Linked DNA regions of Homo sapiens: region 2 is linked to region 1. A link is an interaction called in ENCODE POLR2A ChIA-PET data of the cell type or tissue named here. Cell type or tissue: MCF 10A. All regions are shown on one strand. Links, peaks and the distances in the headings refer to the core of each region. The heading gives the core; the rest is flanking DNA.

Region 1 (7,903 bases), core at 2,402-6,401:
GTCCTAACTGACTAGGACTTCTAGAACCATGTTGAAGAGAAGTGGCAAATGTAGGTCTCTTTATCTTTTTCCTGATCTTAAAGGAAAAGCTTTCACTTTTTCACTATTGGGTAATGTTAGTTATGAGCTCTTCATATATGACCTTTATTGTGTTGAGCTAGATTCCTTCTATATCTAATTTGTTGAGTATTTTTAAAAGGGAGTTAAATTTGGTCGAATGATTTTTATGCATCTACTGAGATAATAATGTAATTTTTATCCTTCATTCTATTATGTCGTATACCACATTCATTGATTTGCATATGTTGAATCATCCTTGCATCCCAGGGATAAATCCCACTGGATCATGGCATATAATTTGTATTAAATATGCTGTTGAATTCAGTTTTAAGGTTTTCTTTAGGATTTTTTTATCCCTGTTTATTGGGGATCTTGGCCTGTGGTTTTCTTTTCCTGTGGTATTTTTGGCTTTGGTATCAGGGTGATGCTGGCCTCATAGAAAAAGTTTGGAAGTGTTCCTTCTTCTATTTTTGGAAGAGTTTTGGGATGATTCGTATTAATTCTTCCTTAAATGTTTGGTAGAATTCACCTGTAAAACCATCTGGTCCTGGGCTTTGCTTTGTTGGAAGGTTTTTTTTTTTTTAAATTACTGATTTGATCTCCTTATTTGTTGTTGATGAGGGTCTGGAGAAAAGGGAATCTGTGTACACTGTAGTGAGAAGGTAAATTGGTGCAGCTACTGTGAGTCTTCCTCAAAAACTAAAAATAGAACTACCGTATGATCTGTTGATCCCACTTCTGGATATATATCTAAAAGAATTGAAATTAGGATCTTGAAGAGATATCTGTCCTCCCATGTGCATTGCAGCATGAATCACAATAGCTAAGACACGGGAGCAACCTAAATGTTCATCAAGAGATGAACGGATAAAGAAAATGTGGTACATTCACAATGGAATATTTTTTAGCCTTAAAACAGAGGGAAATCCTGCCACTTGAGACAACATAGATTAATCTGAAGGATGTTATGCTCAGTGAAGCAAGCCAGACACAGGAGGACAAATATTATATGATACCACTAATATGATGAATCCAAAATAGTCAAATTCATAGAAGCAGGGAATGGAATGATAGCTTCCAGGGGCTGGAGTTGGGGGAGATACAGTCTAGGGGTACAGAACTTCAATTACACAAGACAAATATGTTCTAAAGATCTATTGTACAGCAATATACCTATAGTTAATCATACTGTATTGTATACTTAAAAATTTGCTAAGGGGGTAGATCTTATGTTAAGTGTTCTTATCACACATAAAATAATGATAATAATAAATAAGAGGTAGTGGTACAATCTCAGCTCACTGCAATCTCTGCCTCCCAGGTTCAAGTGATTTTCCTGCCTCGGCCTCCCAAGTAGCTGGGATTACAGACGCCCACCACCACGCCTGGCTAATTTTTGTATTTTTAGTAGAGACGGGGTTTCTCCCTATAGGCCAGGCTGATCTTCAACTCCTGACCTCACGTGATCGGCCCGCCTCAGCCTCCCAAAGTGCTGGGATTACAGAACTAGATCATTCTCAAAAATAAATAAATAAATAAATAAGAGGTAGGAGGAAACTTTTGGAGATGATGGATAGGTTTATGGATACATTGTGGTGTTGGGTTCATAAGATAAACGTATACTTAGCTCCAAATTTATCAAGTTGTATATTAATTATTTACAGCTTTTTGTATGCCAAAAATTAATTTTAAAAATTTATGATGTTATGATAAGCAAGTCAAAAATAATAGGTAGAGAAATAGAGAAATAATGTAATAATATATCGGTTCAACACATAATAATAAATATTAACACTGAAAATTAAAAAACATTAACATTGTTTTAAAAAGAGGAGATTAGATCATACAGAGAGATACCAGAGATGCATACACACAGAGGAAAGTCTGTGTGAGGTCAGAATGAGAAGGTGGCTATCCATTAAGCCAAGGAGAGAGGCCTCGGGAGAAACCAAATTTGCTGACACCTTGATCTTGGGCTTCCAAACTGTGAGAAAATATTTCTGTTGTTTTAGCCACACAGCCTGTGGCATTTTGCTAAGACTTTCCCAGCAGTTTAATATCCTACCTATATCAGCTGTTGATTGGTCTTATCCATTAATTAAAATGTGTTGAGTTATGGCCAGCATATGACGCATTTGGACCATACTTAGAATGAAGTAAAAATTTTGGACTTGGAAACTTATTTCTTCTAGTCAATCTATGCAAGAGTCATGGCGGCAATTAAGTTATCTATTTTCAGTGAAACTAACCTCCAATTCCACCTTCATCCTTTTCATCTGATGAAGAGACAAAATTCCTTGTATAGAGTAATGTTAGTTGTTTGTAGCACTAGCATTTTTGGTTTACGGAGCGTTTACTGTCTGCACACCTGTAATCCGTCAGCTTTCTTCTTAGCACTTTAATGAGCATGAGGGTCCGCTGTTTGGAATTTCCTCGTCCACAGTGGCTGATGAGTACAGTCCTAGGCCATTGCTGCAGGGACAGTCTGTGGTGTGGGGGCATGAACAGGCCACATGGGAAAACATCTTACATCCATGGACATCAGTGCCTTACATGATTGCCTCAGCCCTTTGTCTCCACAGTCTTAAGCCAGAGTTGTTCACATGCTGGGTTAGAGTTCACCTGTATTCCAAAGAAACTAAACATTCATTTTTGATCTCTAATTTTTCTTGTGATTTAGCACGTGCCTACAGGACAAGGAAACCCCAGTAAATTTCTCCACAGTTGTAGAACATTTGTAGGTTTGGTGATATCAGTCAACATCCCCAACTCTTAGGCATCTAGCACAGGTGACCCTATCCTTCTGACACTGCTCCACTTTCTCTTCTACCAGCTGCACATTCATCCTAACGTTTAACTGCCTGCTGTAGTCTATCAATATAGTCCAGCATAAGTAAGAGTAAAAGATCTCCCAAGTGTTTCACAAAACACTTAAATCCCGTACATCAGTTAGAGCACCCTGATGCAAGTAACTGAAGTGTACTCTGGTTAAGCTAAGCACAAACAAATTATAGGAAAGCTGTGGGAAGGTCACAATATTAAACAAATAAAAAAAAATAAAGCAACATGGAACAAAGCAATATCGATGACTAAAGAACCAGACGAAGAAAGAAGAGAAAACAAGTGACTCTGAAGAGTCTCGGTAGTAGAACTATATGAGTACTGTCAGGCTTTGCTGCTGGAATTCATCAGCTTCAACAAGCTTTCTTGTCTCCATCACTCTCATCCGATTCTACTTCTAGGAAAGGGTTGGGCTTCTGACCTATATTGGGTCACCTGCCTGCTCCTTGTCTAGAGAGCACAAGGCACCTTGGGTAACTGTTCCATCCAACTGTATTCAATGAGGTGGAGCCCATTCCGCAAAAGAAAATCAGAATGTAATTTTCCAAAAAAGGTAGAGAAGAAAATTGGCAACCCAAAGGCAACAAATGGAAACATGAGCGTCTTTATTATGGCAGAGTTATATGTGAGCATACCATGTTAGTTTGTGCACAGTTTAGTTAGTGCCCATCCCCTAGAGTGTCCCAGTCAGTGCTCCTTTCCAGACGGCAGCTGGTCCATGCGCACTGTCCTATGGACAGGAAGTGTTCCTTCTGCTGTGCTCTCTCAACAATCAGTTAGCTGGTCTCAGAGACCACTCTGGATGCTCCACTCCACGAATCTGGCCCTGAATTTGTGGCAGACTAGTTCTGAAGCATTTTGAGATCTTTTGGCACAATGAAGAGCTTGTTTGTGTAAATATTATTATTAATAGTCATTAGCAGAAACAAGGAACATCTTGATAGAATGAGAAAAAGAGGAACCAACTCTGCCTGGGTGCCAAGTAAACAGCTGTGTGGAGCAGACATGGATCTTTGAGCTGCCAGACATGTGGGAAACTGCTCTTCACTGTTTGGGTTTTAGCAGAACTTTCCAGGAGATGAGATGGCACAGCTCCTGCGAGGTTCTAGGTGCTGGAACATGAATCCATGTGGTTTAGAAAAAAGCAAGCTGTCTCTTTAGGATAATTGTGTTTGCAAAGACTCCCAGGGACAGTGGTGACCACATTCTGTCCTTCTGAGGCTTCCAAATGAGAATGTGTGTTTCTATGGCAGAATATATTAACTCTCTTTAGGTCTTCCTGTCGAGGGAGTTGGAGTCCAAATGGAGGGAGGTTCATCCGGGAGTGAGAAGCATGTGAAGTCACAGCAAAGTGACCTTTCCTATTATGAATATAGCAATCACAAAATCTAGTCAAGTGTAAAATGACACCTTACTAGTTATTGTGCTATTGCATAATATTTCAATGATTCAATACTAAAAGAAGAAATACAGCTATATTGAGTAATTCCATGAAACAAAACCACAATATTCAGCGTGGTGTTCATGATGGATTAATCCTTTCCCTACTGAGGAAGTTGTGAAGGGAACCAAGAGCTTTATGGTTGGACCCATGGAGATGGGGGTACTTGCAGAGGAAGGTGTTGCCAAGAGTTACATGTATTACTGGTGTAACTTTATGATTCCATGCAATGGAAGGGGAGATCATATAGAACAAGAGAAATAAAAGAATGTCTTTAAGAAGACTATGCCCTTTTCTGCTCTAAGCAACATGGTTCTACTTGTTTGTACCAGCAAACCATGGGGAGTGGAGTGACGTCCATGGAGATTGGGGATGTATCCAGGGAGTATCTGAGGGACAAGGATAGCACAGAAAGTGAAGTTCTGGGCAAGCTGGAAAAACTGGGCTCTTGATCTTGGAAGCAGTATTAAAGGCAAAGTTGAGGTGTTGAAATCCAGGAAAATAAAATTTCCATTGGCCCTCTCTTTCTCTGCCCCTGTGACATTTAATAACAGAGATTGTCTGGTGAGATTTTTCAGGTTCAAGTAAATTAGGTGCTTATTGTTATTGATCCCAAAAGTGTGGAAAAAAATTTTATTTTCTTAGAAGGGCAATATTGGCCTCTGTTGCCTAGCACAGATCTGATTTTTGTTGTGTGAAAAATTTGTAAGGGAGTGTATTCATAAGGGTTCTCTAGAGGGACATAACTAATAGGATATATGTATATATGAAAGGGAGTTTATTAAGGAGAATTGACTTATATGATCACAAAGTGAAGTTCCACAATAGGCCATTTGCAACCTGAGGAACAAGGAAGGCAGTAGTGGCTCAGTCCAAGTCCCAAAACCTAAAAAGTAGGGAAGCCGACAGTGCAGCCTTCAGTCTGTGGGCAAAGGCCCAAGAGCCCCTGGCGAACCGCTGGTGTAAATCCAAGAGTTCAAAGGCCAAAGAACCGGATTCTGATGTTCAGGGGCAGGAAGCATACTTCCTGGATGAAAAGAGTAGGAGAAAGATGAAGGCCAGAAGATTCAGTAAGTCAGCTCATTCCACCTTCTTCTGCTTGCTTTTTCTAGCCTTGCTGGCAGCCAACTGGATGGTGCCCACACAGACTGAGTGTGGGTCTGCCTCTTCCAGTCCACTGACTCAGACGTTAATCTTTTCTGGCAACACCCTCACAGACACACCCAGAAACAATACTTTGCATCCTCCAATCCAATCAGTTGACACTTAGTATTAACCATCATAGGGAGAGAGCCCCTCTACCAAACACTCCACACACTTCTAGAACAACAGCAATGGGGCATGCTTGGATAATACATAGAAATTCAAGTGATTTCTAAGAGGACACAGGCCCTAAACTCTTAGGCTGCTTTTTCTCCCTGAGTGAGAAAGGCTGGAGCTCAGCCCAGTGGAATGGATTTGTCTGGGGAGAGTAGAGAGATGAGTGGCAGAACTTGGAGGGGAAAAGTTCCAAGGAAATACAGAAATGTCTAATGGAGAATTTTATTACATTTGTCTCTAAATCCTCTTCCTCAAACCTTCCTGAAATTTTCAGTAGGATCAAAATGACTTGTCAATGTACTGTGTGGTTGGATCTGTTTGGAAGATGGGGCAATGGGCTGCTGGTCTCATGGTGGAGAGGGTGTGTGTGAGGATGTGTGAGTGGGGGAGTAGCAGGGAAATGGAAGGTACACATGAGAGACCTGTCACATCCCATTACACCATTTTAGCCAGATGTCACTCTGTGCCTAATGCCACGTTGAGCCCTTTCTATCTGTTATTTCATTTAATCCTCACAACAACCCAAGAAGGCAGGACTAGTGTGTTTTCTGTTAAATCCATGTCAATGCCTTCCTCCTTACACAAGAGGCCATGAGCTTCTTTTGGGCAGGGATAGTATTAGTGTTTTATTTATCTTCGTATCTTACTCATTCAAGTATCTGGCACACAGAAGGGACTTGTGAATATTTGTTCAGTTGAACTGAACTGAGAAGGGGATATGATTAAAGACATAGATTGAAGCTAGACTTTAGAGCCTTGATTGACAAAGCAAGTTTGGATTTCATCTTTAATTATTGGAGTGACTGAAGATGAGAAAGGGTGGGTCAACAGTGTGGGAGGTTTTTGATCAACGAAGTACATCCTACTCGTCTCGACTGATAAGCCCCCAGCAGGTAAGAGTTATATCTTAAAGCTCAGGTTGAAGGGAACTCAGCTGTTTGTCTCATGAATATCCTCTTGACATATCGTTTTTGATGACTGGTTATGATGTCAAGGACCAGTCAACGGTGAAACTCCGGAAGCTAAAGTTTCTTTTGAAGCTGTCGTTTGGTAGATAAAGGAAGTGGGTACAACAATGCTTATTAAAACTCTGAGGAAAATTGCTATTTTATAACATTAAAATATCTACAAAAACAAATGATTGGTTGCCAATTGATAATAAAGATTATTATTCTGGCCATTAGAAGAAGGGCATGGTTTAATATATTTCTTTAGATTCATTTTCTATTGTGAAGTTTTCTTTAAGTCTCTATTTCTCTTATCCAATTCGGTAAGAATAGAAGAATAATAGAACTGCAGAAATCACCAGTGAAGGAGAAACATGATAATTACTATCCCAAAGTCTTCTAACTTCAGGGTCTGCCAGATAGCAAAAGGAGTCCATAAGCTACTTTCAGTTTTTCTAAGAATTTAGTAGAAACCATATATTTTCCTATGATAAGATCATGCAAGCTAACCATATTAAGCTTATTTGCCTTTGGTAAGTATTTTGTCAGCTTTGTGTGCCAACCTTGTCCATCTTTTGCTGATTGGAAGCTCTGATTAGCAGTTATATAAGTCTTTGAATAAAAAAAAATGAGAAAACCTGTGAATTATTATTTTATAAGCAATTCTTTTGTTGAAAAATATTTTCAAAAAGTATTCCTCAGGAAACATGCATAATAAAAAATGCCTTTGAAAAGGACTATTGGGAAGCAATATCATCATTCTTCTTACTTTTATTGATAGGGAAATTGAGGCCTGAGGGTTAAGACAGCCCCGCCAGGAGTTTCAGATCTCTCTTACCTCAACATTTATTTAATCCTTCTTGATGCCTCAGATTTTTTTGTTGAGCTGTTTGAAAACATATCTTCCCAACAATTTTAATTTCATATGAGGAAGGTATATTTTACAGATTCTGTCCCTGGGATCTGCTGCTTTTAGTTTCCCAGTGAATCAAAGGTAATGCAAACCCTTTTATTTTTGGCACAACAAGACAGGTGATTACAGGATACCTGATTACATAGAACTGTGATTATGTAGTTGAGGTGACAACCAAAGAAAGCCCACAGTTGTTTGCTGGAACTTGGCAGAATGTCCATTAAAAAATCATCACCAAGGCTCCGTCTGAACACCTTGGTATGCTTGTCCCTCTCTCATGTTCTCACGTCATTATCATGGTCTTGCTGCAATGGCTCTCTGTTAGCTCCACCGCTTCCTTTGGAGAACGTAGGACTTGAAACCACAGGGGAGGACTCGACA
Region 2 (7,903 bases), core at 1,575-5,574, 60 kb after region 1:
TTTGCTTTATTCTTATGTTTATATTAGAAATGAGTAATTTAGTCCCAGAGAAATTACACGTGGGGCTTTCTGCCAAGACCCAGTGCCAAACATGAGTTTTGTGATTAAAGTATCCAATATTAACCTTTGCTTGACAAAAACCAAGATAAGATGATTTTTTAAAAAAACTTAGATGATCTGAAAAGAAAGCATTATAACAAAAATGTATGAGCTAGGAAAAGCTGAGAGTTACTAAATTGGGCTTTGAATGGTGTAGATGTAACTTTGTGTAAAAATACATGAGTTTCATTTCTCTTGGTATTGGAGGAATACAGATAAAGATGATTGAGATTAATACTAAGCCTCCTTATTTATTGTTTTATTTGATTAGTTCCCTTGGGTGGTGGGATTTACTGTGAGGCAGATACTTTGTTTCATTCTTGTTTTTCATCTTTGGGCTTCATATTCAAATGCCACGTACCTGTAGAATGTTAGCTACAGAAAATTTTTTTAAAGGTGATATTCATTTATTAATTCAACAAATGTTTCTTGAGCACCTACTCTGAGCCAGGTACTATACCAGGCATTGTCATTGTCTTCTGGGAGTGCGCAGTCTTGAGGACGCAATAGACCTATGGATAAGTAATTACAGTACAGCAGAATCAGTGCTATAATAAAAGCAGAGTGGGGAATTATAAACCTTGCCCTAGAAAGGAACCCTTCACAAAGAAGACGATGTAACCTGTTTAAGGATTGATATGGTTTGGCTCTGTCCCCACCCAAATCTCATCTTGAATTGTAACTCCCACAATTCCCATGTGTGGTAGGAGGAACCTAGTGGGAAGTAATTGAATCATGGGAGTGAGTCTTTCCCATGCTGTTCTCATGATAGTGAATAAATCTCACGAGATCTGATGGCTTTAAAAATGGTACTTTCCCTGCATAAGCTCTCTCTGCCTGCTGCCATCCATGTAAGATGTGACTTGCTTCTCCTTGCCTTCCACCATGATTGTGAGGCCTCCCCAGCCATGTGGAACTGTTAGTCCATTAAACCTCTTTCTTTTGTACATTGCCCAGTCTTGGGTATATCTTTATCAGCAACGTGAGAATGGACTAATATAAGGATGAATAGGCATTTGGTAGGTAGAGAAGATTACCCTAGGCATAGGGAAGAATCTTCACAGAGCTGTGAACTCAGGCTGTTCCAGACAAGAGTGAGCACATCACATGAGGCTGAAGGGTTGGAGAAGGACTAGAGTGAAAGAGTATGGAAGCACAACTGGGCTATAGCACAACATTTTATAGGATGTTACTGAGCATGGACTTCATTTTCTAGGCACTGGGAAACTATTGGGAGCTTATAGGTAACAAATGACTCAGATTGGTTTTAAGATGATTCTGTTGGTGGTATAGAAAATGTATTGCAAGCAGGGAAATGTTTTAAGGAGGCTGTTGGAAATGGTACAGGCAAAAGGGGATGAAGATGTCATCTAAAGCAGTGACTTTGGGGTTGAGGAGGTGGCAGAGGTTTTGAGTGAGGGTGAAGAGGCAGAATGGGTTGACAGCTGATTAGAGAGGACGGGAAATGTAGAGGAGAGTCCTGAGGTTCCTAGTGTAGGCAGCTGAGTGGAGCATGAGGCCAGATATGGAGTCAGCCAGTTTTACCAGTCGAAGCAGCATATTTCAGGTGGCAGTGGGATAGGGTGGGTGTAGAATCACGGGTTTTTCTTTTGGACCTATAACTAAGCTATATTTTAGCTTGTGGACATGCAGTTCTTATTATATGGAGTGAGCTGAGTCATAGCAAGTGCTGTGAGTTTTGATTTTAGCTGGCCTCTAATTAGGCAGAACAGGAAAACTCTATTTTAGTTGTTGGATTAAATATTTTTCCACCTCATGATCTAGAGGTAGAGGTCTCTGACTTTAAAAATAGCTATTTACTAGCCAGGCATGGTGGCTCCCACCTGTAATCTCAGCTACTTGGAAGGCCAAGGCCAGAGGATCATTTGAGTTTCAGGAGCTTGAGAAAAGCCTGGGTGAAATAATGATGTAGTGAGATCCCATCTCAAAAACAAAAACAAAAACAAAAACAAAAACAAAAACACTGATTTACTGAGTGATAGCTCTGTACCTGATGCTGTGCTTAAGAGGTACTGTGTTACTAGTTACTAGTTACTAGTATTTTACAAGGGAGAAAAAGGGTACTTATAGAGGTTTATGAATTTGTCAAAAGTGGTGAAGATGGGAGCAAGACAGTTCTGTATTATATGTAAGCATTTTGTTATATGTGAGTTTTGAAAAAAGGTAACTTTTGTAAGAAAGCAGGTGAAAAAATGAAAAGATTCTATTTTAACTTCAGCAGAGAAGTGGTTAGGTGCTTTGCTTCTTATTTGGTGATCTAGGTTGATTATTATAACTTTTCTGACCATATGGGGGAAAATAAAGCTTGATTTACAATGCTGAGAATTTGTACTACCTAATAACTCACTAACTTTTCAGGAAAGGATATAGTTTGAGTAGCTTTCAGAATTATAAAGAAAGAATTGGACCTCTTAAAAACCTGTGCTCTCATAAAGAATACTTTTTCATTCTGTTTTATTTGTGCAACAATCAGATTTCTGTGGCTAGGTTAATAGTGTTTTATAGGCTTTTCTGGGTAAAATAAATTTTTCTGTTGGACTGAGGGCAAAATGGAAACAGACCTAGCCTACCAAACTGTAAAAGTCAAGCCTCCACATGTTAAAGGTGATTAGCCAGTAATTTAACTGCTTTTTAAAACACAAATCAATAGTCCTGTTATTGCAGAATGAGAACAGAATACAGAGTCCTAAAATGTGTCATCCACTATGGTCAGTGTAAACTAAAAAAATTCTGGCAGGAAAATGAAACATAAACAAGAGAAAAAGGAGTCAATAAAAATAGACCCTAAGAAGACACAGCTGTGGGAATAGCAAATGCTTTAAAACAGCTACTATTAATTTGTTAGAGGAACTAAGGATTTTGTCATAAGGAGTGAACAAATGGAAAATCTCAAATGAGTAATGAAAAGTTTACAAAAGGGCCAGATAGAAACTCTGGAATTGAAAAGTAAAATATCTAAAATAGAAAATTTTGCAATATGGGCCTGACAGCAAATTGAAGAAGAAAGAAGAAAAGGCCAGTGAATGTGAAAATGGATCAATAGATATTACTCCAGTTGAACAATGTAGAAGAAATAAAAAGAATTAACAGAGCCCCATATGGGACACATCAAGCAATATAAGATACATGTGATTGCAGTCCCAGAAAGAGACAAGAAAAAGACTGGCACATGAAACAATATTTTAACAAATAATGGATAAAAATTTCCCAAATTTGGTGAAAAATATTAACTTGATTCAAGAACCTTTGCAAACCATAAGTGGGAGACATCTAAAGAAAACTACACTTTTGTTTTTTAGGCAAATCATAGTCAAAATGCTGAAAGTCAAAGCAATGAGGTAATCATGACAACAGTGAGAAAAACAGTCCATTATATACACAGCAATGATGAATATTCACTAACTTATCAGAAATAATGGAAAGGAGGAGGCAATGGGAATGACTTGTTTTAAGTGGTGAAAGAAAAGAGCAATCTGTCAACCCAGAACTCTATATCCAGGAGAGATACACCATGGACATGAAAACAAGATGTTTTGCTTACTTGGTTTGGGAACCTCTGAGTTACACAAAGCTAAGTAGATTTCTGTACTGTATGACTTCTCAGTAATAGAGAAGTTCTAAGAAGAGGATGTCACATTCACTGATATCCAAGTTTTTTTTTTGACCATAAATCCTTTATTCACAGAATGTCTCAGGGGATTCATTTTATTTGTAAAACACGTCTGGAAATACTAAGCTTCGGGAATGGAATTTGATATTTATTCTTCATTTTTATTTTCATGATATTGCCAGGATGAAGTGATTTTGGAAAATAATTAGCAATGTATCTGTTTGCATCTGTAATAATGAAAATGTGACGTTTTACCTACATTGACTTTTCTTTCTTCTAATAACACTTTCAGAGTTGAATGGCTTTGGGCTGTTGCCAGGTGACATACTTTCCAGCAGGCCTAATGGTTCAGTCTTGCCTTGTTGGACTATTTAGATATAGATGAAAATAGAACTCCCACCTAGAGTTTTCAATGCATATTTTATGAGTATAATAGTGCCAGGAATATAGGTTGAATTGGATTACAATAAAATCATTATCTTTTACGCCTCTGTCTTGTGAGTATTTATGTGTACTCTTACATGTAGTTTATACATGAGTGTTACAAATTAATGCTACCAAAAGCAAGTTGTAAAAGTAGTCCAGAATTACATTGTAAATGACTTAAGCCATCTAATTAAAATAAAATTTCAATGTCTTGAAATAATTCAGTGAAGGATTAGTGACTTAAATTTCATCGCTGCTCTGAACATGACCTTCTCTTTGAATATATTAGAAAATGGAGCTTAAGAGATCATCATTTAAAAGGTTTATTGTGAAATTTTTTTCTTTCCATCCCCTATTCCTAAATCTAGTCATAACCCCCTAGATGTCTAACATATTTCCTTTCCACAGCAGAGTTTGAAATCTCTACATAGCCAACATTGAGGCTCTCAGGCTCCCACCGCATTAGTGTTGATTGACACGGGGGGTTCGGCTTTGTCTTCTTGTCTGTGGCTGTAAAGGGCAAGGTGGGCATTCCTCTCTCTGTGTTTTTCCCTTACTCGTTTCCTCCAGGAATTTGTGAGTCTCAGTCTCTTTTCCCTCTCAACCAAAGGCTTCCAACCAATGACTATAAACTTCTTCTACAGCAGTGGTTCTCTAATTGGTCCTCAGTTCTTCAGCATCTGTCACTTGGAAACTTGTAATAAATGCAAATTCTTGGCCCCTCCCGCTAGCTTACTAAATCTGAAACTCTGGGAGTGCAGCCCAGCAATCTGTGCTTTAACAAGCTTTCCCAGAGATTCTGAGGCTCTATGAAGTTTGAGAACTTGTTCTCTATAGTAAGAAAAAACTTAAATCATTTTTTTCTCATCCTTTTGGTTATTTGACAACAAAGGTAAAGCAGAATCTAAGAGTTCTTGGTGGTGATAGTAGCGGGGTGTTGAATAAACCACTTTTCAAATTAAGTGATGTATTTTAAATAGTAACAATAATTAGTGGTAATATCTTTACAATATTCTTGAGGTCATTACTAATGCTATTGCTGTGTTACTGTGAGGAAACAGGTTTAGGAAAGAAGGTAGCCAAAGTCAAGGTGTTTAGTAGTGGAGCCTTGATGATGATGCTGGTTTGACCAATACTAGCACCCATGCTGCAGCCCACTTGGTAATGCTCTCTGAGATGCCTGGTAATGCCTGTCTCCTCTTATCCCTGCCCATGTCTTCCCTGTGAGGCCAGAGACTTACTCGTTTCTTTTTAAAAATGCAAGAGGTGGAGTGAAAGTTCGTGTCTTTGTAGATTAACTCTGGCCTTTCTTACTCATTTGTAGACTATCCCACCTCCCAAACTAGTAGCCAAAGCTACCTTGATCAAGGAGAGGGAATGCTGTACTTTATTCGTAAGGCAAACAAATGTTTATGGCCTCTTTTCTTATAAGTACTGTACGCTAATCGATTGCGCTGCTAGAGCCACTATGGCCTCTTTTCTTTCAAAAGTTTCTCTCTTTCTGGAAGTAGTGAATTCACTGACCAATTTATCTTTGGGCTCTGGCCTGCGGTTTTTGAAACTTTCCAAGATCAACTGAGCGATGATATGGTTTGGCATTTTAAACTGCGAATATAGTATAAAGTTGGATGATTTTGAGAGCAATTCATGCTCGAATGAAGTCTTTATCCCACTGAGTTATGGTCTCCAACCCAACCCCTTTAAAAAACTTTGTTGGATGATTAGAGGCAGGCTTTCCAATTCCACTCATGACAATTGAGGGATTCATTTGCACTCCAAGATATATTTATTTTCTTGACCACCAAGGAAATATAATGTTTTAAAGAAGTAAGGCAATTCATATTAAATGGAAAGGAACTATCTAAATTGAAACTTAATGGGGTCATATTTTAACATAAAAGTGAAAACTTAAAGTAACCTTCAGAGTTACTAATTAGTTTGATACTAGCTCCACTTTTTCTACCATGTAGATTTCATTTAGTAGAGGAGAGTAAAAGAAGAACATTAATTAAAATTGGAATGATTAATTTTGTTATGTGTCTGTGTAAATTAATTCCAGTGTCAGTATAAATTAACTCCAGTGTTAGTAATTCCATAGACTTCCTTTCCATGGTTTGCTTCAATAATTGAGAATTTATCAGTCATTCTGATATCAGAATTCAAATAAGTATTTATACGTGCTTGTGTGTATGGGGCGGGTAAAGGACATGAAAATGTATAGATATTTAAGAAATGTCACTTTTACTCCAATTTCTTATTTATGTTAGGATAGCCTTCAATTTTAAGCAAAACACCTATTTAGAATGTTTCTCCTTCATCTCCTTCTCTACCTAGGTCCCTTTCCCTTTTCTCACACCACTTATAATTAGAAGCAAGTGAACAGCTTTGCACTTGGCAGAGATTAAAAAACCTTTTTTTTTCTGTTGTACAAGGTGATTTTTGTGCAAACAATTGCTATCTCTTCCATCAAAACAGTGTTCTCTCTAGAGAATAATGCTTGTTAGGTCAGTTTGGTGTGGCAATATTTATAGGGGATACGCTTGAATGACTGAAAATTGTAAGTGGAGATGTTCACATAACATTTGTTTGCTTCTCTTGTCCACCAAAGTAATTCATAACTGTAGATATCTTTTTATGTGTTGACTGCCTCGTTCTACAACACTGACAGGTGTTGGTGACTGCATATTTTTTCCTAATTCCTTGAACATATTCACAGAAAGAATAAAGTTTAGTTTGGGTTTCTATTGTTATTCTCTGGATGCAAAAAGAATTCCTAGCTCCCAAAATGGGTAATTTTCTTGATTACTCATGATCTATCATGTAGTTCCTCTGTTTGTTTTAATTTCTTAATATGGAGTAATATTTTACAAGATTTCCAAAATACTTAGATCCTCATCTATATTAGAAGTCAGTGTGTGTGTGTGTGTGTGTGTGTGTGTGTGTGTGTGTATGTGTGTGTAAAGGAGAAGGCCGCATGCTAGGCTTTGCGGGACACACTACCCTGATGTTGTAGTATGAAATAGCTATCTATAAACAACACATGAGCAAGTGAGTGTGGCTGCATTTACATAAACCTTTAATATATAAAGAGGTATTGTGCTGGTTTGGAACTGGGTATAGTTTGCCTACCCTGCTCTGTGATAATTACTGTGGCTTTATCTGTCTTCTGTAACCCATCGTCTTCCACATCACCCTCCTGGCCTCTTCCTTCTACCTGGTGATAGTCGCCTGCTTTCTTCTTCTTCATTTTTCCTCAAGTTATGCTCTCCACCTTTGCATGCTTTCTTATCTGCTATCTCTCTGCTCTTCCTTGAAGATTCCTTTGTAAGATGTGAAAATGACCTGGTGACAGCCTCTTTCCCCACTGATAACCAGGGTTTATTCAGTTGTTCTGACTGTCCAGACTGGGCTGCTCCTTTCTCCTTTACCATTTCAGGAAAGTCCCTCCTGAAATTTCATTCCCAGCAGAAAACGGTGACCTTCTCAGAAGAAGGTGGCTTTGCTCCTTTAAAGTGGGAGAACCGTCTTTGTGAAGCTGCGACTGACCACTCTATCTGGAAAGGGATGCCTAACTCTCCAAATCTCTTGCAAGTTTTTTGACCTGCCATCGTGAGGTGGCCCCTGTTCCTCCCTCTTCTTCCTTCTGTTCCTCACTTTTCTTTGGGGGTGAGTTTATGTTAAGGAGACTTCTGTGCTTAAAAGAGGGCCTCTTTCTTAAAAGTTTGTACCTGAATTGACCCCATGGGT

The links. Peaks named below come from ENCODE experiments on the same cell type or tissue, not always from the same donor. Only the 100,000 strongest peaks of a DNase experiment are listed, where the experiment ranks them.
Region 2: POLR2A ChIA-PET joins it to region 1 with 7 read pairs; 2 of 35 experiments call an interaction of 5 or more read pairs at or near these places.

The regions. Positions count from the first base shown.
Region 1 is chr2:229,297,448-229,305,350 of GRCh38, reverse strand. No RefSeq gene overlaps it. Among named protein-coding and RNA genes, the nearest start is that of PID1, 30 kb to the right of the region's middle. In MCF 10A, for the core only: no CTCF peak of the experiment used is centred there; a DNase peak (open chromatin) is centred at 4,330.
Region 2 is chr2:229,236,190-229,244,092 of GRCh38, reverse strand. All of the region lies in intron 1 of PID1 (phosphotyrosine interaction domain containing 1), which reads left to right. It also overlaps the pseudogene RN7SKP283. Among named protein-coding and RNA genes, the nearest start is that of PID1, 31 kb to the left of the region's middle. In MCF 10A, for the core only: no CTCF peak of the experiment used is centred there; no DNase peak of the experiment used is centred there.